Linked DNA regions of Mus musculus: all the other regions are linked to region 2. The links are chromatin loops, found by intact Hi-C in ENCODE. Cell type or tissue: heart. All regions are shown on one strand.

Evidence for each region. Hi-C counts contacts between places; a loop is a spot of excess contacts. Peaks named below come from ENCODE experiments on the same cell type or tissue, not always from the same donor. Only the 100,000 strongest peaks of a DNase experiment are listed, where the experiment ranks them.
Region 1: a loop joins it to region 2, with 2.7 times the contacts of the local background. A loop is called at or near these places in 13 of 42 quality-filtered maps.
Region 3: it touches region 2 in a loop (2.8-fold over the local background); 16 of 42 quality-filtered maps call a loop at or near these places.

What each region holds. Positions count from the first base shown.
Region 1 is chr7:80,607,474-80,615,473 of GRCm38, forward strand. It overlaps Crtc3 (CREB regulated transcription coactivator 3), which reads right to left. Exons shown (of 15, transcript NM_173863.2): 7 at 2,424-2,459. Among named protein-coding and RNA genes, the nearest start is that of Gm15880, 25 kb to the right of the region's middle. In heart, no CTCF peak of the experiment used is centred here; a DNase peak (open chromatin) is centred at 4,498; H3K27ac peaks cover 1,681 bases.
Region 2 is chr7:80,684,468-80,692,467 of GRCm38, forward strand. Crtc3 (CREB regulated transcription coactivator 3) reads right to left here and starts at 4,410. Exons shown (of 15, transcript NM_173863.2): 1 at 4,140-4,410. The coding sequence starts at 4,271. In heart, CTCF peaks have their summits at 3,655 and 4,249; DNase peaks (open chromatin) are centred at 3,754, 4,424 and 4,994; H3K4me3 peaks cover 2,397 bases; H3K27ac peaks cover 1,919 bases.
Region 3 is chr7:80,631,374-80,639,373 of GRCm38, forward strand. All of the region lies in intron 2 of Crtc3 (CREB regulated transcription coactivator 3), which reads right to left. Gm15880 (predicted gene 15880) reads left to right here and starts at 4,644. Exons shown (of 5, transcript NR_040343.1): 1 at 4,644-4,737; 2 at 4,894-4,969; 3 at 7,377-7,587. In heart, a CTCF peak has its summit at 2,474 (motif pointing left); DNase peaks (open chromatin) are centred at 794 and 4,708; H3K4me3 peaks cover 220 bases; H3K27ac peaks cover 2,983 bases.

The DNA.
Region 1 (8,000 bases), 77 kb before region 2:
CTCATGGCTCTACAGCAAGGGACTGTTCCCTGACTGCTTTAATGCTCTGAGCCATACCAACGACAGCAAGAAGGCTGAGCCACAAGTCAAGTAAAGGCCTTTTGTTCTCAGACACAGACCAGAGGTTAAAGGCGAGTTCTGAGAAACTATGTGATCTAATGTCAGGAAGATACTCCACAGCAGACCCTGGAGACTGCTCAGCATGAGGGAGGAAGGCTTCAGGGTTCCAGGGACTGTAGGGCTCCCCTGTGACTGTCTTGACTGTCCTGCCCTTGGCCCTCACAAGAGGCCTAACAGATCCCAGGAAGTCACTTAAAACTGAGATCAAAGTTAGGTACATTGGTACAAGCCTGTAATCCCAGCATGGAGAAAGCATAAACAGCAGGACCAGGAGTTCAAGGCCAGCCTGGGCTATGTGATACCATAGCTTAAAGAACAACCAACAACAAAATGGGGGCCAAATTTCAGAATGAACTCTAAGAAAAGCATTTAAAAAAAATTAAGTTTCTTTTATTTGTAAGTCAGTAAAGGTTAGGAAATAATTAGAGTCACTGGCACAGCTCGATACAGTCCTCATCATGGCTAACCTCCCAGTACCAGTGCGACAAAGGCTGCCTCTGCTGAGACAAGCAGGCAGGCTTTGTGAGTGTGCCTTGGTGTCCGTCAGTCCTGACTTCAAAGCCCTTGCCCCTTGTCCTTCTTTTCTCTGTTTCTCTCTGTGTGTTGTTCTGTGTACACGGCGTCCTGCACTCCCTCTGGGCCACTCCAACTGGGTTACTCCTCTCTGAAGTGTATATTTTGTCTACAATCTTATTGGTTTTCTTTTTCTTTTGTTTTTTTGTTTGTTTGTTTGTTTGTTTGTTTTTTGAGACAGGGTTTCTCTGTATAGCCCTGGCTGTCCTGGAACTCACTCTGTAGACCAGGCTGGCCTCGAACTCAGAAATCCACCTGCTTCTGCCTCCCAAGTGCTGGGATTAAAGTGTGTGCCACCACTGCCCGGCGGTTTTCTTTTTCTAATCACTAAATAAATGCTTCAGAGCTGTGAGCCCTGTGAGGTCCTAAGACTGGTCTGCTTCTGGGTAAAGTGTAATAAACAGTGCCTGGGGCACGCAGACCCACTGGGACTCTCCACAACTGGAGACGAGAACAACGGGCTTTGAGCCGCTGTAGTTCAAGACAGCAGGAGAACAAGGACAGGCATACAGAGAAGGCTTGGTGGGAGGCTAAGGTGGCCCCATGACTTAAAGGCTCCTAAGAGACCACTACAGGAATGTGGCAGAGACAGGCTGCCTGCCTTAACTGGTTGTTTCCTTTGAGGAATTCGCTGTAGTTTCTTCCCATATGCAGGTCTGTTGGAGAGTCTTTGAAGAATTAACTGGGGAAAGCCCTGAGACCATGTCTTCTTCATTTCTCCCGAGAGATCAGACAGATCAGTTTCATGTTTTTATGATTTTACTCAACACCTAAAATGATTTGCGCAGAAAAGGAGTGCACAAGGTGATGTCAGAGGGCTCTGCCTCTCCTGTGGGACATCCTTGCTTATGTCTTCCACAAGCTTGGTCTCTGACACTCACACTAACTTAGCTGTTCAGCTTCAGATTATGAAAATTGAGTATCAGCTTATAAAGATTTAACAGTGCCTGGGACTGAATGGCTGAGTAAGCATGGCTGGGTCCCATCTGTGGATGGCATTCAGTGATACCAGCGTATCTCTAACATGGGTCTCACTGGCTTGACGAAGCTCAATGTCAGTAAAATGTGTAATTTTACCTTAAAATAAATTTGCACTTAATTTTCTTTGAGACAGAATCTCATGTATCCCAGGCTAGTCTCAAGTTCTATGTGTAGCTAAGGCTATCTCTGAATGTCTGATCTCCCAAGTGGAGGATTACAGGAGTGCACCAGTATTTCTGGGCTCATTTGGTGAAGCTTGGGCTTCACGCAGGCATGGCAGACAGTCCAGCATCTGAGCTGCATCCTTAGCCCAAGCTTGCCTTTCCCCTGAACTGCTTAAATCTCTCAGCCACTCTCACAGTGACTTTCTAAATGGGCCAAGGCAGTGCTGAGAGAAGGTCGTGGAACAACTGCTTAAGTGCCTGACTAATTCGCATCTTCATGTGGCTACAACTCTTGCTTTTCCGCACAACCTTGTGACTGTGGTATTGAATGGACTTGGGTAACAGGGGACCATTGTAATCTAGTCCCACATTTCCTTTCTCAGGGCTTTGATCATTTCCAGCTACTTAGAGCATCTCAGATACATAATCCAAGTAACAGTTGCCAGCCTTTACGTAAATGTGACGGTCAAGGCACTGAAAGGAGGTTTTATATACATATGTCTATATGTACATATATGGATATATGTGTGTATACACATGTGTATATACGTGTATATCAGCATCCCACCCAGCACCTGTTCATACCTTCCGCATGGCCATCGTTTTCACCATCACAGAAACCTGGTAGGGAAGAGAAACAAACACACACTTTTATATGTGCTGCTCGCGTTGACTCATGCATTAGAGTGGCTTTTTGATTTGCAATTGGATGTTTTAACACTCAACAGTAGTTCTGACATGTCAGAGCTCATCAAAGTGCTGTAGCACTCACACTACAAGGAGACGAAGTTACTCCAAGGCTCGAGCTGGTGCCCAAGCTCTCTCCTTTGAAGTGTCTTAGTCCTAAACGTTCCTGCTGACTCAAGGAGCAGTGGCTGACAAAGTCTGAGAACCTGTCTTCAAAACACAAAGCAAAAAGTTTGTCTTGTCACACTCCCAAACGTGGGATTCCAGGGGAGGGCAGGTGAACTCTGAGTCTTGTCACTGACCTGCCACTGACCATGGGTCGATGGATGCTATGACACATTCTGGACTCTTACACAAGTTGTTTTAAAAAATACATACCTGAAGCCTAAGTATATGTGATATACTTATGTGATAGCTAGTCACAAATATTCTAAAAAGCTGATTTGGTATCAGTCTTGACTGACTGAATAACAGCTGGCTCAGGAAGCATACTGCAGCTGACTACATAGAGCCCCTTCTGCGCCTCTAAGCGAAAACTGAGGAGCCATCCCCACACGGACTGGGTCTAAAGGTTTAAAGTCTAAACCTTTAAACATAGCTCAGCTTAGGTAAGTTTCTAGATGAAATGGTTAAACTATAAATAACCCAATTAGTCTATGAAACTTAAACACATAATAACCATCCATTCAGCAGATACTTGCTCAATCTCTGCAGTGTACAACAGAGGGTTGGGGCAGGTGACGAGGTGCAGGTGCAGACAGGAAGACAGTGTGGCAGCAGATTTTGTAAGTGGCAGAAGCTGTAGCGTCGTCCTGGAGCCCAGGAGCAGGATGGACACTAAGAGCTCCCAAGGTGCCAAGAGCTTATCAATTAAGCATACTCACAAAACACAGGACTCTCCCAGGCCACCAGAAAACAGAATCTAAGTAAGTGACTAAAACTTTGCTTTGAGTGACTGTATCAGATCATTAGGGTAAGTCTGTTAAGACAGGATTCCTGGACACAGCCTTTAGAGATGTTGATGCATGTGTGCGAACTGCATGTCACTCAACAGAAGAGTGCTTGCCTAGCATGCTAAGGCATGGATTTGAGCCCAGCGCCACAAACAAACAAAGTAAGAAAGTAAGATGGTGTAAGGTGGTGGTGCGCACCTTCAGTCCCTGCACTTGAGAGGAAGAGGGAGGCGGTTCTCTGAGTGAGAGGCCACCCTGGTCTACAGAACAAGTCCAGGAGAGCCAGGGATACACTGAGAAACCTTGTTTTGAAAAGGAAAATTAAAAAAGCAATGCAAAGCAGCCAAGCTGCCCCAGAGCTGGACTAAGCCACTGCTTATTCAGTCTGTGATTGAGTATTGCAAAGACGGGCTGCCTGCACAGGCCGCCAGGACGCAGGACACAGAGGCAGAGGCAGAGGCGATGCTCAGAGTCGGCCCCAACAGAAGGAGGGGAGGAGCAGCCCAGCGACATTTGTACTTATGGCTTTTTAGGTCTGGCTCTTAAGAAAGGGTAGGGAACTTGCCCATTCCAATCACTAAAATGGGATTATTATATTAAAAATGATAAATGACATTTTATGCAATGGTTTATTATGGTATGCTAAGAGTCTCTTCATCTTCCAGACACCAAGTTTAAGTACTAAGGCTGACGATTCCCTGTGACACACAGAGCTACGACAGCATGTGCATCTCAGAGGCGAGCCAATTCCTGGGGTGGCATCCTGCTGGTGCCGCCCTCTTCCCCAGACTGGAGCGGGAGGCAGAATTCATTCCTGGGTAGGCAGCGAAGAACAGGGAGGTAAGATGGTGACAGTTGCTGTGTACCTGGCACCTTACACAATGACCTCATGGGATCTTTGGAGCAATTTATGAGCTATGAACTATTATCCCACGCAAGGTCACACTGTTAGTTCTGGGGCTGGCTTTCTGGGCAGGGTGCCTTCAGAAAGACCATGTCCCTAGCAGCTGTGCTGGGCCGGGAGGAGTCAGGCAAGAGGAAGTAAGGTTAAAGGGCTGCCTCAGTGAAAACAGGCAGAGAGCAGGAGTAAGGAAACAGGAGCAGAGGCAGGGAGCGGCAAAGTCTAGCGATGGACTAGAGGAATGGGAGACGTGGGTGAAGGAGTCTGCTAGTCATTCAGATGAAGTGGAGAACAGAGGCCTGGGTTAGAACTAACCCAGTTAGAGACTGTTTTTGTGGTAGAGCATGAGGCTTTGGGACAGCCTCGAGGCCAGGAAGCCAGACAGAAAACCAAACGACTGGACAAAAAGCAGTAGAGCACACTGCAGGGAGAGAAAGAGCGGGGCTTAACTGCAGTGCAGGGGTGAAGAGTGAGGGAGTATTACGTATCGCTCTCAGGCAGCCCACTTAAGTAGCCAAAGGACAGCGGCAGTAATGATTGACAGGTTTATTTCAGTAATAAAATAGCCAGATTTAGATTTCTATTACTGCTACTACTACCACCAACACACAAATACCGACGAGCGCAACGGTAACAAAAGGGTTAAAAAACTAAAGGCAGAGTTCTGACTAGTTATCTGGAAATAGAGGACATTAATTCAAAGCAGTCCCACAGGGGACAGGACAGCAGTGACCAAGGTCACATGTGTTGCAGGAAACCTTGGAGCCTTAGAGGGCTGACCTAACAAAGTACCTCTGAGTTTAATTTAATTCCTTTAATGTGCTCTCATGTCTGGCAAGCCTAAATAGCTCCTCACAGACTTAATGTGAAATAGAAAGACGGGGTGCAGATATGGTTGCCACAGTGCATCCATAGTTTCTCCCATCTAGACTTTCCTACCACACTGATGACACGTTCATTTTATATTTTATTCTCTCTCTCTCTCTCTCTCTCTCTCTCTCTCTCTCTCTCTCTCTCTGTGTGTGTGTGTGTGTGTGTGTGTGTGATATGATCCATGATCCACGTGCACATGGAGTCCAGAGGACAACCTTGGGTGTTGGTCCTCACCTCCCACCTTCTCTGAGACAGGCGCTCTTCTCCTTTGCTGCTGCACCCACCCTGCTTCCTGGCCCATGAACTTTAGGGGTTCTCCTGTCTCTACTCCCCACCTGCCCATGGGAGTACTCGGATTTCAGGTGCATCCTGCAGCATCTGACTTTTTTATGGCTTCTGGGGACACAAACACAGACTCATGTTTGCATGGCCAGTATTCTACCTGCTGAGCCTTCTCCCCAGCCCTTGGTGACTCTTTAGACCTGAGGGTCTTGTGTCAGGTAGACAAGCGTCAGTAACGGGCTTAGCTCGCTCCTTACTGCTGTGGGTCAGAGCTCACTGCTGGTTGAAGGGCCTCTGAGATACAGATTACATCTCTGCCCCTCAGCCGAGACTGAAGGGTCTACAGTCCTCAGGGATGGCCGTCGGCAACCACAGTCTGCACTCTTTTGCTCTTAACTCCTAGGCTGCTAATAAGGGCCACTCTAGCCCCCTCTTCAATTACTATGACAGGGGGACAGTTTGGGGATAAAGCTAGGCTGTGAGACAGGGCAAATGTCACAGAGAGCTACTGTGTTGATCCATCCAGATGTGTATACCAAACAGTAATTAAACTGCACATGCTACCAGGGAAATGGGCAATTAAACAAGAGAAAAACTATAAAAACCCTGTTTGGTTGTATAAAAGTTTATTTCTGTCATTTATGGCTTCATATCACTTGTGTAATTGTCATGTGACTCAATAACCATCATGAACACTACCAATAGCAGGCTAATGGCTTTGCTTCCTGGGGATGCAAACTGAGCTGGCAAACGTATTGTACACTTGACGGCTCCTGTAGCTATACTCCAAGCTGATGCTCCCTCAAGATCTGCTCCCGGTACCGACAACGGCGAAGGGCTTCCACCACTGTGCCAGCAGATTCCCAGAAAGGGCCATTATTATTGTCCTCAGTACAGAACCTAGTTCTGGGCTTTGATTATATTTTCCCATCACTTTTTAAATCTTTACTTTATTTGGTGGGTCCTATAAAAAGAAATACTTTTTGTGAAGCTAGTTGATATTTTTAAAATCCAAAAGGAAAGAAAATGAAAAACTTTAATGAATTACAGGGGGAAAATACATAAAAACCATTTAAAATAGCTCCCACCAACAAATATAATTCTCCAGAAATAATTCTCATCCTTGGAGACTTGAATAATATTTTAAACACACTGGCTTTCCCATGTAAACACACCCATATTTGGATGTGTTTCTGAGTTCTGTGGTACTTGAAGGCGACTGCAGAGCGGGCACCCAGTGCAGGCATCCATGGTGGGGTGGGCCACCTTCTGTAGCTGGCAGATACTGTGACCCGCAATATCTAACACTGGCATGAAAAGGAGAGACCACCAAAGTTCCCAAGGCACTCAAAGAGCTGTCCAAGCCCTGCCCCTTCCTCTCCTCCTGGTTTCCCATTGCTCAGGGATTGGGTGGGCATGTGGGTTGCTCCACCTCTCCACGCAGTCCCACACCTGCTGACAGCTCTCACCTCTTCCCTCAGATACCCAGGAACTCTTAGAAGAAATTCTGTTTCTTCAGTTACTTTCTCTTTACACAGGAGCTCAAATGTTCCTTAAATTACCCATGACTCCCTTGTCCTCTCTAGGTCTTTAGTCCCTTCTAGAAAAGGAGAATCTCAGCACAGAAGGCAAAGCTGAGGCAGAAATCCAGGGGTTCCAGGGACGACCCTGCTAGGCTAGCTGGGTCCCAGTCAGCATGGCACAACCTTGCTGTGCGCATGGGCACCCCACTGGTTACAGACTCTGCTTTTTAAGGCTTTGTTTATACATATCCATCTCTACCTATCCCAGAGCCAATCTCTAACCTCCCACACACCCCACTTCTCTAACACTGTTCAGTGACCCATATCCAATTCCAACTTCTGCCAACTTCCCTCTCATATTCCCATGTGTGGAAATATAGCAGACGTCCCTGTCCAATTCCAAAGCTCTCAGACTTTACAAGCAAAGAGTCATTTCGATAAATGAATTGTATAAAGGGAACAAATGACAATTACTATCAAATCCCACCCATACTATATGCCAGGAAGAAAGGCCATGAATGGCTCTCCTCAAAAGAAACAAATATTTTAGGCTTTAAATAGCCCATAACTGTAAGGAAAACTGGAAAAGCTAGTACGCAGGCCAGCCCTCAGACTCAAGGTCAATCTATGTACGGGACATCGCTCCAGCCCATGCTCGTTCTAGATTAGAATGGCCAGACAGGCTGGGAAGTATCTGAGTGAAGCATCCTTACTTTGGGTGCAGGCTAGATGTAAACACCTACGGTGGGTTTCAGGGTGTGCTCAGTACTATGTGACTTCTTGGCACTTCAGCAGTCAGCGTGCCTCTCTGTACTGGGCACTGTGTCAGGGAGGACAAGACTTAAGATACTGCCTTCAGATAATTCACCCTAAGCAGAGATAGATGTGCATCTACTTGAAGAAGAGTCATCACAGCACCTGCTTGTAGGAGGTTGGAACAGGG
Region 2 (8,000 bases):
CTCCAGGACCCTGACATGCCTGAAGCCTGGGATCATTTTCAGTTCTCCCTCTCACCTTGCTGGCGTTTCCAAAGCTCCTTACACTTTGTAAGCATCAACCTGTTCGAACTATCAATGCCACCCAGCCCTGCCAGAGCTTGCTGTACAGTCTCAGAACACCTTCTCCACCATGGCCTCCTCTTAGATTCTCGCTAGAAGGATCCTTTGAAGATACAGATCCCCCCGGGATCAACCTCTCCAATGGCCTACTATTGCTGTAGGATCGGGTCCCAAATCCCACATCTACAACCTGACCCTTGTGGCATCCCCAGCACCTCAAATCTCTCTCCCAGTCATCCTGCTGGACCGTAGACTCTGCCAGAAGCTCATTGCCTTTCCACATCTATCCCAAAATTCTCTCCCCATTCCCACAGATCCCTTAGACATTCAGATAATGGCAAAGACTTCGAGCTACCCACGCCCAGAGCTCCAGCTACTTCCTTTTTATAACATTCACCAAGATGGGTCCTTACTTCTTAAATATCTTCCTCACTAGATCTTAACGCCCATCAGTCTGCACTGTTGCTTGCTCATACAACATCCCAAGCAACCACAGGAGCCCCAGGCACACACTACAGACACAGTACTAGTGAGCACACTAAGAAGACTGTCAAGCCCCCATCACATACCTCGCATAAACAGTCCATTAACTGTACTGGAAGCATCCAACTTACCAACAGCACAGAAATCATTCAAAACCCAGCAGCAGTTCCCAGGCTGACCTGCCTCCGCTCTCCTCCCTCTCCTTACCGGGAGATCCCAGCTAGGTACCACAATGGGCAGGTACTCCTTCTCCAGACTGCCTCTCTGCTAGCTGGGCATGGTGGTGCACACCTGTACTCTTAACACTCAGGAGGCAGAGGTAGGAAAATCTCTGAGTTCGAGGCCAGCCTTGTCTACAGAGAAAATTCCAGGACAGCCAGAGAAACCCTGTCTTGAAAAAAACCAAGCCAAACCAAACAAACAAAACCTTTCACACTGTTTCTGAGGAAGCTGAAGCAAGCAACCTGGAAAAAAAAATTCTCCAAAATCTAGGGCCGTGGTTCTCAACCTTCCTAATACAGCAACCTTTTAATAAAACTCCTTATATTGTGGTAACCCCAAACCGTAAGAGTACTTCATTGCTACTTCCTAACTGTAATTGTGCCACTGTTGTGAATTGTAGTGCAAAACTCTGATCAGCCACGTCTGTGGGACTCCTGACCCACAGGTTGAGAACCGCTAATCTAGACCCTCAGTAGTGTTCAAGTCAGTCCCAGTGACTGGCCGTGATAACGTGAGCAGCTGAAGCTCCACACAGGCTAAGAAGAAATGTTATCTAGATCACTGCAGTGCCTGCCCATCAGTTAACATGCCTGCTGTAAGCAGTAAGCAAAGTCAGTACACTGGTCACCCAATCACCCTCTGCCAACTACATGGACGATTCTCCAAATGAGAGTGCACAAACACTTGAGGACCCAGGAGTTCTTTATGAGAAGTGTTTCATTCTGTGACTTCTGTGGGGAAATAAGCCTTTAAAATACTAAAGGAGCAGGGCTGGAGAGATGGCTCAGCGGTTAAGAGCACTGGCTGCTCTTCCAGAGGTCCTGAGTTCAAATCCCAGCAACCACATGGTGGCTCACAGCCATCTGTAATGAGATCCGATGCCCTCTTCTGTTGCGTCTGAAGAGAGCTAAAGTGTACTCATATACATAAATAAATTAAGAAAAAAAACCTAAATAAGCAAAAATTCCCTGGGCACACTCAGGGCTGTCACAAGTGTCTGTTCAAACACAATGGGACCCATTGGTCAAGGAGAAAACACAGGCTGAACTAACATGCAAATGACTCCCTGGCCCAGGTACAGGGCAAAATGGCATAAGTTTGTAGTAATTTGTAGTAATTAGCAGAAATAGCAACTGGATTAGCCTATAAGCCACAGTTGATCAGGTTCATTAAATTCAACATATCACATAGAGACCCCAAGTTCAGTGCATCAGAATAGCATTTCTCATACTACATGAAATTTGACTTGGATTTATGAATTTGTAACCTTGAGTTATTGCACACATAAATGTTTTGGTCTATGAGTGTATAGACGCTCTACCTAGTGAACTATATACACAAGATTATGTGCAAACACACATGAGTAAAATCAAAACTATATGAACACTAAGGATCTAGGAGGACCTGTTTTTAAAAATCTGACCCAGATCTGATGGTGCATGTCTGTGATCCCAGCATTAATGAACTAAGGAAAAGGGATGTCGAGCTAGAAGCCAGCCGAGCTACAGAGCACAAAAATAATCTGGGGGCTGGAGAGATGGCTCAGAGGGTAGGAGCACTGACTGTTCTTCCAGAGGTCCTGAGTTCAAATCCCAGCAACCACATGGCTCACAACCATCTGTGATAGAGATCTGACACCCTCTTCTGGTATGTCTCTTCTAAAGACAGCCACAGTGTACTTACATATAATAATAAATAAATCTTTAAAAAAACATTTAAAAATAATCTGTATATCACTCATGACCTCAGCACAAAGGATGATTTAAAGGGGGCCTCAAAATCGCATGAGCGACTGGACCAACTCTAGCTATACAGACACATAGAGCACATGTATGTGTGCATAAAGTCTGCCTTGTAACATCAACACAGGCCTTACACTAATCCATGGCTTTTACCCACACCTCTTCAATACATCCGAAGCTTGTCAGGCTCAGTCTAATCAAGGTCACAAAATGTCAAGGCCTTAGATGCCAACCTGTAAGCAGTATAACTGCTCAGGGCATAAGGACATTTTTTTCCTTGAAATTTTCAGCCTTCTATACAGAAGGCTGTATCTATCTGTATCCTGTATCTATCTCTTATCTCTCATATATTCCTTTTTTTCTTCTTCTTCCTTCAGTGCATGGAGAATGGAAGTTCAGAAAGCAGTCCACTTTGCCCTTACTGATGAGTGGTCTCGGTGTAGGGGGCTGTAACAGTGAGCCGTGTAAAGTGTATTATAGCAAGAAAGAGTTCACACTCCACTTGAGGGAAGTAACACTCAAGATTGTTTCCAAGTCTCTTAATTTTAAAGTAAGTCCGTTTAGTTTATGCTATACATTTATGTTAGTTTAGTTTATGTTAAATTTATGTTAAAAGAAAAAACTCCCAATTTAAACCCTAGCAACAGATTTTAGTTTTCTTGTTTTTGTTTTTCAATCCCAAACACTATGGTGGCCAAAATAGAATACGCTTGCACCTTGGGAAGCAGGGAAACAACCAGCTTGCAATCTGCTCACACGTCTGCTTCCAGCTGTCCACCCCCAGCATCTTCCTAGCCTCCCCCATCTGACAATGTGCCTTCAAGGCCAGCACTCAGAATCCTCAAGGCTGCCCACTCACGTTGACCCTCTGCAGTCTACACAGACACTCCTGCCGTCTCCATCCCCTGCCGTCCGCTCCAGTTGTCTAGCCTCCCAGGTGTTTGTTCCGACTCGCTCTTACTCATTCCTCTGGGTCCCTCCGCAGTCACCATCTGCGCTAGGCACCCTGTCAGTTCTCACTAAATATCTGATGCTGAGCAAATGCACCGGACCACGGAAAGCACCTCCAAGAGGCGAAGGAGGGAAAGCCACGGAATCTCAACGTGGTACCAAGGCCCCCTGCCACTCAGGGGCCAGCCGTCGATTCGCTTGTGCGTGCACCAAGTCTTCCCCTCGGGGAGGATGTGCGACCCTCCGGCCCCCGAGGCCTTCTACGCCGACAGTCAAGGGCTCGCTGGCCGTGGGTGTCCACGGAGAAGCCGCACCGCCCGAACCAGGCGTGCCTCGGTCCGGCCTCTGAGCTGCAGCTGCGTGCGATTTCCTCTCGGGGTCATCCTCCCGCTTAGGCCGCCCGGCCCCGCTGCCCGCCTCCCCGGGCTCGGCCGTTTCCAGCTCAACGCACCGAGGCCCGTCCACCGAGATAGCAAGCCGCATTCGGTGTCGCCAGGCCGGCCAGAGCCGAGGCCGCGGCCGCCCCGGCCCCACTCCCCACCCGCGGCCCCCGCCCGGCTCCGCCGCCGCCGCCTCGGCCCGGCGACCTCTTCCCCGCCGCGCGGACCCGCCCGCACCGCTCGCGCCGGCCCCGGAGCTCACCCGGGACAGGGTGAGGTCGGTCATGAGCTGCTCGAAGGCCCGCGTCTCCTCGGCCTGCCGCTGCGTGTGCAGGGCGATCTTCTCACTGAACTTCCGCGGGTTGGCGCTGCCCGAACCGGGCGAGGCGGCCATGGCGCGCGCCCGGCGCTAGCGGGCTAGGCACACGGCAGGCGCGGGGTTCCGCTGCTCGGCCCACCCGGTCTGTCCGCAGGCCGCCCAAGCCGCCGCCCGAAACCTGTCCTCCGGCGCGACCCGGCAGAGGAGCCGCCGCGGCCCCAGAGCCAGCGAGCGGCCGGGAGCGCGCCGAGGTCCGCCCCCGCGCGGCGGCTCCGCCCTCGGCGCGGCCCGCCCGGCCTCCGGGCCCCGAAGCCCGGCCTCCCAGCCGGGGAGCTCGACCTCCGGCGAGCCGACCGAGGGCTGAGCCCACGGTCCCCAGCCTGCTTCGGGACTTCTCACACCTATATCACGTCTGTAAAGTTAAGCTGCACCAATGTGTGAGAGCCGCTGGGTACCACTGCCCAGTGTGGATGTGTACATATGTATATGTGCATGCAGGCACCCACGGAGATCACACTAATCTAGGAACCAAACACGGGTCTTTGCCTCTGTAAGAGCTGTTTGTACTCTTAACTGAGCCATCTCTCCCATCCGTTCAACTTCGCTGGTAAAACAGCAAGTGGCCTCGTCAGGCTTCCCCCTTTTTAGCCCAGAAGCTGCTTCCAACATAATTGTACACCAAGATGTCCTGGAGAGTGTTGAGCATGACTGTGTTCTGTGAATTAGGACGTATTAGCGACATGAGGAGAAATACGGAAAATAACAACAACGCCCACGCACCTCATGATTAAACCATCAAAACATTTTTGCAGAGCCTGGGGACGGTGTTCAGCTGTAGAGCGCTTGTGTGACAAGCCCTAGGCCTTGGGTTTGATTCCAACACTGCAAATAAAATTTAAAAGGCATTTTGGGGCCAGCTAAATGACTCATGTGGAAGGAGATAACTGACTCCTGAGACTTGTCCTTTGGCCTCCACACTCAGGCTGTAGCAAGCACATACCTAGACACACATACACAATAAGACTTTTTAAAAATCGTTTTGCTTCATATGCTTGGAGTTTATTTAAAAAAAAAAAAAAAAGAACCCCACCTCATTCTTTGTCTCCATAAAAAGTAACTATGTTGGTAGTGATGTCTAACACTACTGTTCATTTTTTCAAAATTAACATATACTTATTATTCTGTTCTTCCTTTTATTGTGTATGATTTATTAATCCAGTTACTCTATGTGGGATAGGAAGTTTTATGTTTAAAATTTATACAAAAATGAGGCTGGGCATTATGGCAAGTGCCTGTAATCCTAGCAGTCAGGAGTTAGAGGCAGCAGGATCAGTAGTTCAAGGTCCTCCTTGGCTACATAATGAGAAGAAAGCCAGTCCAGACTGTATGATGACCTTGTCTCAAAAACAAAACCAAAAAGAATTTATAGACATGATGTGCAACTTTTGTATTTCCTGCAACTGTTTTTATATGTGTTGGTTTTTTACATTCATTCATTATTCATTTTGTGTGTGTGTGTGTGTGTGTGTGTGTGTACTCACATCCGCCAATAACTCAGGTTGGTGGCAGGCACATTTACCGACTTAGGGAGCTCACTAGTCCCTAGATTGTTTTGTTATAATTAGGCTTATGTGTCTGTTGTATTGTCCTACCCACCATGCTTTTTTTTCTTATTTTATATTTCTTGATTTTTATATGTATGTGTGTATGCTTGCATGCAATTATGTGCAGCATCTATGTATAGGGATCCTTGGTAGCCAGAAGGTGGCCTTAGTCCCCTGGAGCTGGAGTTACAGACGGTTGCTTGTGAGCTACCATCTGTACCATGTGGGTGCCGGGAACTGAACCTTGACCCTTTGCAAGAGCAGTAGGCACTCCTAACCACTGAGCCATCCCTCCAGTCCATCCATGCTTTTTCTTTACGTGTTGCCTTCTGCTTTTATGCCATACTGAGTTCATTTTCACACAGATGAGCCAGGCTGGACATGGTGTCATACATCTGAGATCTCACTACCTGGAGGGTGGAGGCAGGAAGACTGCAAGTTAAGGGTCATTCTGGGCCACTCTGTCTCAAAAAAAAAAAAAAAAAAAAAAAGCAAATGTGTTACTCTTTCAGAGAACCTGAGGTTGGTACCCAACACCCAAATTGGGCATTCACAGCCACCTGTCACTCTCTCTCCAGGGACTATGATAACTTTGCTTCCACAGGCACCTGCACCCAAGTATGCATGCCACACAGAGGCACATAGACACATGATTAAATGCAATCAAAATAAATCTTTAAAAAAAGAAGAAAACAAAAGAAAAATCTGGGCATGGTGGCACACACCATTTAATAACAGTACTTAGGAAGCAAAGGCTGCCGTTGGGTCTCTGTGAGTTGGAGGCCAGCCTGGTCTACAGAGTGAGTCAGCCCTCCTTCCCCACCACCTTAACAAACAAACAAACAAAACCAAATAAAGTAGGACTTTCTGGCTAGTTCGGGTAATAAAGGGGTTGCTGAGATGCCTGTTTGGAGGGCTGAGAGCAGACGCTGATGGAGCGCCAGGCTGCAGACAAGAGGCAGCAAAGGAACCATTCCCTCTCTTGAGATTGGAAGCCAGCTGGGAAAGCTGTCACTACACTGAGCTCCAAGCAGAGGCTCAGAAAACACACAGGAGGAGACTGTTCCCCACCCACAGTTTCATTTCCAAGGCTTCAATTATACTCCATCAACCGTAGTCTAAAAATATTAAGTGGGACATTTCCAAAAAATTCATAATTCATGAGTTTTTACATTGCTTGCCAATCTGAGCAGCATGATGAAACATTGTGTCGTCTCACAATGGGTGGGAGGGATCCACTAACCAAGCATACCGTGCCCTACAGACCGCCTGCCTGTGTGGTCACTTAGTAAGGTCTCTGGTAGTAGATCAACTATCAAAATAATGTACTTTCTTCACCTTTATTTCACCTAATTAAAAAAAAAAAAAGCCTCAACCAGGGACCAGCAAGGTGGCTCAGTGAGTAAAGGCACTGCCACCAGGCCTAACATCCTGAGTCTGATCCCCAGGATCCACATGCAAGAAGGACAGACCCGTTGGGCAGTGGTGGTGGCGCATGCCTTTAATCACAGCACTTGAGAGGTAGAGGCAGGCAGATTTCTGAGTTCAAGGCCAGCCTGGTTTACAGAGAGAGTTCCAGGACAGCCAGGGCTTCACAGAGAAACCCTGTCTCAAAAAACAAAAAAAGGGCTGGTGAGATGGCTCAGTGGGTAAGAGCACCCGACTGCTCTTCCGAAGGTCAGGAGTTCAAATCCCAGCAACCACATGGTGGCTCACAACCATCCGTAACGAGATCTGACTCCCTCTTCTGGAGTGTCTGAGGACAGCTACAGTGTACTTACATATAATAAATAAATAAATAAATCTTAACCACCCCCCCACAAAAAAAGTGGGTCCCTTAAGCTAAGTAGGGAGTAACTGCTTTAGTGTTAAAAAAAAAAAAAAAAGACAGACCCAACTCTTAAGAGTTGTCCTCTGAGCGGGCATGGTGGTGCACGCCTTTAATCCCAGCACTCGGTACTCGGGAGGCAGAGGCAGGTGGATCTCTGAGTTCGAGGCCAGCCTGGTCTACAAAGTGAGTTCCAGGACAGCCAGGGCTATACAGAGAAACCCTGTCTCGAAAAACCAAAACAAAACAAAACAAAAAGTTGTCCTCTGACCTTCACACACAAGCACTTTACGTACACATACACACAAGCACACACATGCACAGGCACACACTAAATAACAGTGTTCAAATAATAAGAAATAAGGCCAGCTG
Region 3 (8,000 bases), 53 kb before region 2:
CGTGGTCAATGACTTAGGAGCAAACAGATGTATGTGTGATGCAAACAAACTCTCACACTCTTTTCTTTCTGCTGTGAGAATGCTAAGTCCCAAGCTGGGATGGATGTTCCTTCTGCCTGGACTGCAGGAAGACACAGGAGAGCTTCCCTGGCTGCCCTGAAGCCATTGACCTGTGTAATCCCAGAGAAAAGCGGATGTGTGCTGAGAGCCCCACAGGGTTTAGGCTGACTTCCTGTGGCAAACCCTCTGCTGTGGTAGTGATGGCAGGGAGGGCTGCACTGAGGAGAACAGGGGGGTATGGGGGGCCATAAAGCCCAAAGACCACAAACTGTTCATATATACTGTTAGGAGGACCTCAGCTCAGCTCCCAGGAGCACTGTAAAGATTCAGAACCTGAGACGCAGGAGACCTCACGCAGTATTTCAGAGTTATCTGGGGTGCCGTGTGGGCCGCTCAGGGCAGCCCAGCATGTTGCAAGCACAGCATGGGCAACAGGAGCAAAGTTGTCTGAAAGAATTTCTAACAATTCCAAGCATTCATTGTGGGAGAAATCCAAACTCAGTTGTCCTTCCGTGGCTTTTGTTTGTTTGGGGTAATTTGGCAGCTTTTTCTGAAACAATAAAAGGGGGCTAGCCAAGTCATCTCCTGGGGTCTGGAGCTAGAACCGCTCTTCAATTGGTTGATGAGCACCAGAAGAGGAGGGTAGCACACAACGCTGACTGTGGCAACCTAAAACATCAACAGCCCGCAAGTGCAAGTTAACACCAGGAGCCAGAAAGGACCTTAGCAGTCGAGGGCTGGCCTGCTGGGTTCTGTCTTACAGGATGACCTAATTATTGAGGGTGAGCACAGGGAAATGTCTGGGTAGCCACCAAGGGAGAAGGATTCTGGGCCTAAGTCACTAGTCTGTGGGAGGGCAGACTGAGAGTAGAGCCTGATCCAAAAAGAAACAAGATTTCAAGGAGCTCCAGGGGTGAGGGCAGGCTGAGGCTAACACTCAGGTGGCCGAGGAGGCGGCTAAGACCATTTCTCCCTTTGCTTTGGTAAGTAAGCTATGAGCAAAGGGGATATTTGGATATTCAAAGTCGTTCAAACAGGCTCCTTATCATACAGGATTGCAAACTGAATGTTTCTGAAATATACATCTACCAGGGCGGCGAATTAGTTTGGCCTTGCAGTGAAGGATAAGGTATGGGAGACACAGCTGTGGCTGAGGGCAGAACCTTTCTGAGATGACTCTTCTCAATCCCAGAATGTGACTGTTCACGTGCTTGTCCCACCCCACCCTCTCCTGTCCATCCCTTCAGTACTAGGCAGGCATTCTACCATGAGTTATATTCCCAGCCCTGGTTGGATTGTTGGTAGTTGTCATTTTGTAACTTTCCAATATGGTCTTGCTAAACTGTTGTTCTGGTTGGCTTTTGAACTTGTGATTCTCTTGCCTCAGCCTCCCCCAGTGGCCCAAATTATAGGCTTACAGCACTAGGTCTCTGCGAGTTGTGAATTTCATTGAGGAAATCTAGAGCTAATAGCTCACTATATTATAATCTTAGAGCACTCTCCCTAGACTCTGGGTAGGAATCAATCTCTCCCACCCCTTTATGTGTGTGCATATGTGCACGCATGTGCACATGGGCATATATACACAGAGAGAGATTTATTAGGGAAAAGTAAGAAACAATTTGAGTGAGAGGGTTCCAAGGTAGGGATACCCTAGCTTTTGTTTGTTTGTATGTTGTTTTTAAGCAGATTCTGATGTAGCCCAGGCTGCCCTCAAACTTGCTTCTTAGCTGGATGACCTTGAACTCCTGATGCTCTTGCCTTCACCTCACAAGTGCTGGATTGCAGATGCATGCCACCAAGGTACCAGGCAAGCAGTCTACCACTGAGTTCCATCCCCAGCCCGGGAGGGCTCTTTATGTGTGCAGGTGATCATACATGCATGATCACACGGGCATCCTCATCGGATCACTTCTGAAATCTACAGCTGTTGCAGCTGGTTTCCTCACCCCCCAGTGACTAGAGGAATACACGGCCTGTACCATAGATGCTACTGCTCACCACTGTGACTTATACTTGCACTGACAATACTGCTGGCATATCATTCCATTTGTGGTTAATTAGAAATCCCACATCTTTCAAACTTTATTGGCAAACATACAGGGATTCCGACTAAGCCCCATTTGGTCATTCAATGAGCTGAAGTCTGAGAGCCAGAGAGCTATATGTTAATTTAAGGGTGTTATCATTATTATAGGTCTGTGTGGGGCTGGTGAGATACCTCAGCGGTTAAGAGCACTGGCTGCTTTTCCCAAGAACCTGGGTTCTGCAATCCAGCACTTGCGAGGTAAAGGCAAGAGGATCAGGAGTTCCTGGTCACCCAGCTAAGTAGCAAGTTTGAGGGTAACCTGGGCTACATCAGTTTCCAGCAACCTCATGGCAGCTGACAGAGAATCCACACCCTCTTCTGGCCTTAGAGGGCACTGCATATATGCATTATATGGAAAAAAACACCCTTATGCAAAATGCATAAAATAAAAAGAAAGGAATCTTACAAACAAACAAACAAATGGCTGGGTATAGTGACACATGCCTTTAATCCTAGTGCTTGGGAGGCAGAGGCAGGAGGATTTCTATGAGTTCAAGGCCAGCCTGGTCTACATAGTAAGTTCCAGGACAGCCAGAGCTAAGTAGAAAGACCCTGCCTCAGAAAGATAATAATAGTAGTAATGATAAAATTTAAATTACACATAGGTAATAGTATATGACTTATTTATAATTATAATTAACCAAGACATACTTTATTTCTACAGCAAAATAGAAATATCAATTCAGCTTAAGGTTATACTTTTATATAAAATTATTAAAAACAGAAAAATATGATTACATTTTCAAGTAAAATAAGATCTTCTAAGTACTAGTCTTTTGAGGGGCAGACATTTTCAAGACATGGTTTCTGTGTATCCCAGGCAGGCCTTGAACTCATAGAGCGCCTGCTTCTGCCTCTCAACTGCTGAGACTAAAGGCAGGCACCACTACTGCCAGGCTTTGTTTGTTTGTTTGTTTTTGTCTAAACACTAATCAAATGACAAAATAACATTCTCGAATGTAAGGAGTTCTATTGACATTTTAAAAATATACTGTGGTTGTCTAGAATGTATGAAACCCCAAATCTGATAATTAATGCTACCTAGAGAGAGAGAGAGAGAGAGAGAGAGAGAGAGAACACAAGCAAGCATGCATACACATCTAGGTGTTTATATTAACCTAGCCTTGGTGGAATGTACCTATAACTCTAGCTACTCCAGAGGCTGAGGCAGGGGAACTGCTTAAGCACAGAACTTTAAAGTCCGCTGTTTTAAAAGTGACAGAAGACCGAGTTTAGCTCATAAACGAATCTTTTGAAAATTCTGGCTTATAATGCCAAAACATCAGATCTTTACAGAGCATTGCTCAATTGATACTGTCAAGCAGAACCAATCTCCATAGGCAGCTCTCACTGTCTGTATAGTCACAGCGATGAGTACAGATTAAAGAACAGATAAAACTGCAAAAGCCACAGAAAGCCACCGTCTGTGCCAGTGATCCATGCTGGCCGGAAACTTCATTATATCACGATGCAGTATCATTTACGTGGCTGCTTCAACCATCTCAGCAATGGACAATGACAGAAGCAGATGGGAGCCAAAGAACATTAAGAAGAGAGCTCCTGGGATTCTCTCTTCATCCGCACAGAGGCCCTCTTCTCTTCAGCTTGCAACAGCGGAAGCAAAGGGAGCGGGGCTGCTGGTCCATCAGTGTGCGCTAGACAAATGACACCAGGGAATTCCCCCAGAGGGCAAGAGGCTGATCTTCCTTCTAGAGATGGAGACCAGGTCCAGACAGATAGAGTGATTTTTCTCAGGAAAGCTAAAATATGTTTTTGTTTTTGAGACTGCCTCTCGCACAGCCCACGCTGGCCCTAAGCTATGTTGTCAAGGTTCCTACCTCTGCCTCCCTATGCTGAGATTACAGGAGAGCACGCTCGCAGTCTGTAACCCTGACCTCTGAGTCCCCGAGCTCTACTCCTGGTCTTATCACTTGGCCACCTTTGCCAAATGCTCTGTAAACAATCACCTGCTTTTGAGATTTTGGGAGACTTCTAGTTGATGTATACAGTCTTTATTTAGACTCCGTCTGCCCAGGTGTACTTGCCTAAAATCCCAGCACTGGGGAGCTGAGGCAGAAGGCTCACGAGTTCAAAGTCAGCGTGGTCTGTGCAGTAAGATTCTGTTTCCAGGGGATGGGCAGATGGAGATCTGTATCCCTTAGGCTGTAGCTCAGTAGTAGAACACACTTACAGAAAGCCCTTAGTTCATTAATTCAAGCCTCAGCAACACACACGCACACGCTTATCTGTTACTGTGTTTGTAAATCTACTGCAGAGCTACAATTCAAGTGACAATAGTAGCCTGGTGTAAGATCCCCGATTTTGCTACAGTGCACATATCATTCCTAATGGCTATAAGATACCCGATTATGCTATAGTGCATGCAACATTCCTAATGGCTTGACAGTCATCTATGACCTCACTTGAGGTAGGTAACCAACTTAACATTTCAAAATGATCAGCTGGCTAAAAGCCCTAGAGCTGCTTGCTGGTCAGGCCACACTTCCTGCTGCAGGCTGACAGAGCTCCTTGGACAGCCCTGCATTCCTCTGCGCCCAGCACAGCTGTCCCCTACTTCCCTGATAAGGGTAAGTGAGGAGTCTGCCGGCAAGTCTGGCTAGAAGGTAAGACGCTAGACAGGGTGAGCTAATGCTCGGCCAGAGGTCACACTTAAGTGGATCACTGAGCCCTACAGAATGACCCCTTAGCCTGTCATGGTGAAGTTCTTTACCTTGTTTCTCTAGATTTTGGTAAATCTGTAAAGACCGACTCCTGATATTGAACCTACTTCAGCTGAGGAAGAGAAAAGGTTGAGTGAAGGTAAGTTCTCTGAGCAGGCTTCGTTTATACTTGGGCTACAACCTGAAGGATGCTGCAGGCCCCTTCTTAGAAGGGCACATGGAACCAAGATCAACGGCGTCTCTCTTGAGGACCCAACAGGAGATCGTGATAACAGCCACCCACAGAAACTCCTTTGGTTCTCGTGACGCCTTAGCGCTCATCTTCCTGTGATAAACACCATGACCAAAGGAGCTGGGGAGGAAGGGTTTACTTGGCTTGCATATCCTGGGTCACTTGGAGAAGCCAAGAAGGAACTGAAGCAGAGACCATGGAGGAAAGCTGTTTACGGCTTCAGGTCACTCAGACAGAAGCATTTTCTCAATTAAGCCTCCCTCTTCCCAGGTATGTTTAGGTTTCTGTTGACAAAAATCAAGCAGGACACGTGATGACAAACCATCTGCCCACAGCCAGATGTGCCAATGCCCTCCGAGGCTCCCTGACTGCAGCACCCGCGTGCCTCTGCCCTCTGCAGCACCGTAACCCAGCAGAGAGCTGGCTCTCATTTCACACACGCTTACACGCTCTTAACTGTTTCAGAGCCGTGCTTTGCTCCCAGAGTTACCTCTTCCTTGTCCTTCCTCTTAAATGCCACGTAAAAGGGATGTGTAAGCTTAATTAGATAAACCAAGCTAAAAGAGTACTTTACAAAATATAAAATGAAACATGTTTTTGATTGTTTGGTTATTTGTTTTGGCAGCTAAGGTCAAAATCAAGACAACTGGTATGATTACACAGGGCCAGGCCAAATAATCTGTCCAAACAAGAAAGGCTGGGCATGGTGGCACGTGTTTGTCACCTTAACCCTCAGGCAGCCAAGGCAGCAGCTAAGTGCCAGGCCAGTCAGGATACAAAGCAAGACCGTCTCAAAAAAGAAAGAAGTTACAAAGGCACAATGAAGAACAACACCCAAAGCAGTCTCCAGCAAAGCCGAACCGACAGGAGGAAGAGGGGGAGGCAGCATCTCTGGCCTGGCTCCCGGCTTCCATCCTGAGGAGGGGACTCAGGCACTCAGGATTCTAACTCCTCTCTTCAGCACCCACACGGTGCTGCCATGGGTGGGAGGGAGCCAGACCCAGAGGCTGGGTCAGTATGAGACAAATGCCTAAGGACAGCCAAAGGATCCTCTAAGTGTAAGAAACAGGCCGATACTTTAGGCCAGCTTTCAGGAAGAGAACCAAAGCACCCACCACAGAAGATGGTAGTGGAGACAGCCATTGCTGGCCTGCTCCTGTTCCTAAGCCCTACTGCATTCTGACTCACACCAGATTCACTGCTGTGATTACACTTGGTGAGACACTTCACTGAGTTTCACAGAGATTTAGAATTTAGATTACAATGAGGAAAAAAAACCCTCTAATAGGTGAATAGATGAAACAAGAGTAGCAAACTGTAGAAGACAGTAATGTGGACGATCCCATCTCAGGTCTGTGGCACAGGCCTGGTGGCACAGGCCTGGGATGCCAGCTCCTCAAGAGGCTGAAGAGAGAGGATCAAAAGTTCAGGGCCTGCCTGGACTACAGAGTAAGTTCAAAGCCAGCCTGGGCAACTTAGTGAAACCTTGTCTCAAATTTAAAAGTACAAAATGGATGGAGATACAATTCAGTGGTAGACCGTTGGCCCAGAATGCACAAGGTCCTAAGTTCAATGCCAAGCAAAGGGGGAAAAAAACAAAAATTAAACCTTGGAAGATACTGAAACTAGTTATCAGTATATACAGTTGGCTACACAAAGAACACTTGCCTTGCCCTCACCAGTATGTATATTGTTATGCTTTGTTTCCTTTCTTCTTTATCTATTGCCACCTTATTTTACTATCGATAGATAACCTGTTTATTTGTCTATGGACACCACTGCAGTATGAGTGTGGAGGGCAGAGGACAACTTGTGGGAACAGGTTCTCTCCTGCCCCGTGGGCTCGTGGGATGGAACTCAGGTCGTCAGATCTGGCAGGAAGCCCCTTTACTCACTGAGCCACCTCCCTGGCCCAGTACTGACTCAAAATAAGGATATGCAGCTGATGGGCAGGGCAGTCGCCGAGCACGGTGGGTTTGATCCCATCACTGGGAAAACAATGAACAAAGAACAAACAAGTCTTTACTTTCACAAAGGAAGTAGTAAAGTCCAAGAAAACGTGTGTCGGGAAAGAATACAGTCTGGAACAGTCAGCTAATGTAGCACATGATCATTCTAAATACAGATATTGGGCTAAATAAAACCCTGTAACCCTCGCATCCTGTTTTGGTTTAAGAGCATCGGATACTGTCCTCGCCCGGCTGCTTGCTTGTGATTCGTGAGACACACAAGTCACTACAACTTGTGATGACTGTTTAGGGCAGCCAACCCACACGCAAAGCACCCTTACCATCAGCTATCTTGCCTCCTCCAGGGCCCATGGACATGAGGATATACTATATCCTCAGAGTGCGGTCCTCTGTTAAACAGCTTCTAGCCCAGCTGCAGTGTCCTCAAAGCAGTCCCTGTCTCCGGAGGGCATCTGCTCAGATGACAGGCTGCTAAAGATTTACAGTCAGTTGTCCCCACGAGGAACCAAGCTACCCAGAGAGAACAGGTCTGGAGAACCAGATTCTTTTGGGAATGTAAGTTTCTGTTTTAATTTTTTTTTCCCCTTCCTTCTTTCCTCCTTCCCTCTTTCCTGAATTCTCCATTTAACCAAAACTGGATCTGGTTGCTTACTTATAGCTGAGTTAAATTGGTTTGAAATCTTTGCCAAATAGGCAAACGTGTAGGACCTGGACGGAGTTGCCTCCTATCTGAAGCCCCGGCTTCTGCCTCCACGTGGAAGGGAGAACCGAGCCCAGTACAACTGGCTTCACTTGTCACACAGTCCAGCCCACAGACTTTAGGAGCTCCTGAGCCACCGTAAGGAAAGCTGACAAGTGACCCTTCACTGACTTCTCACAGGCTCACTAGCAGTGACCGTCCAGACCACAGAACAGTGGTGTATAAGGCCCCCAGTCTGGGTTGAAACATCTAGCACCCAGGGATTTTC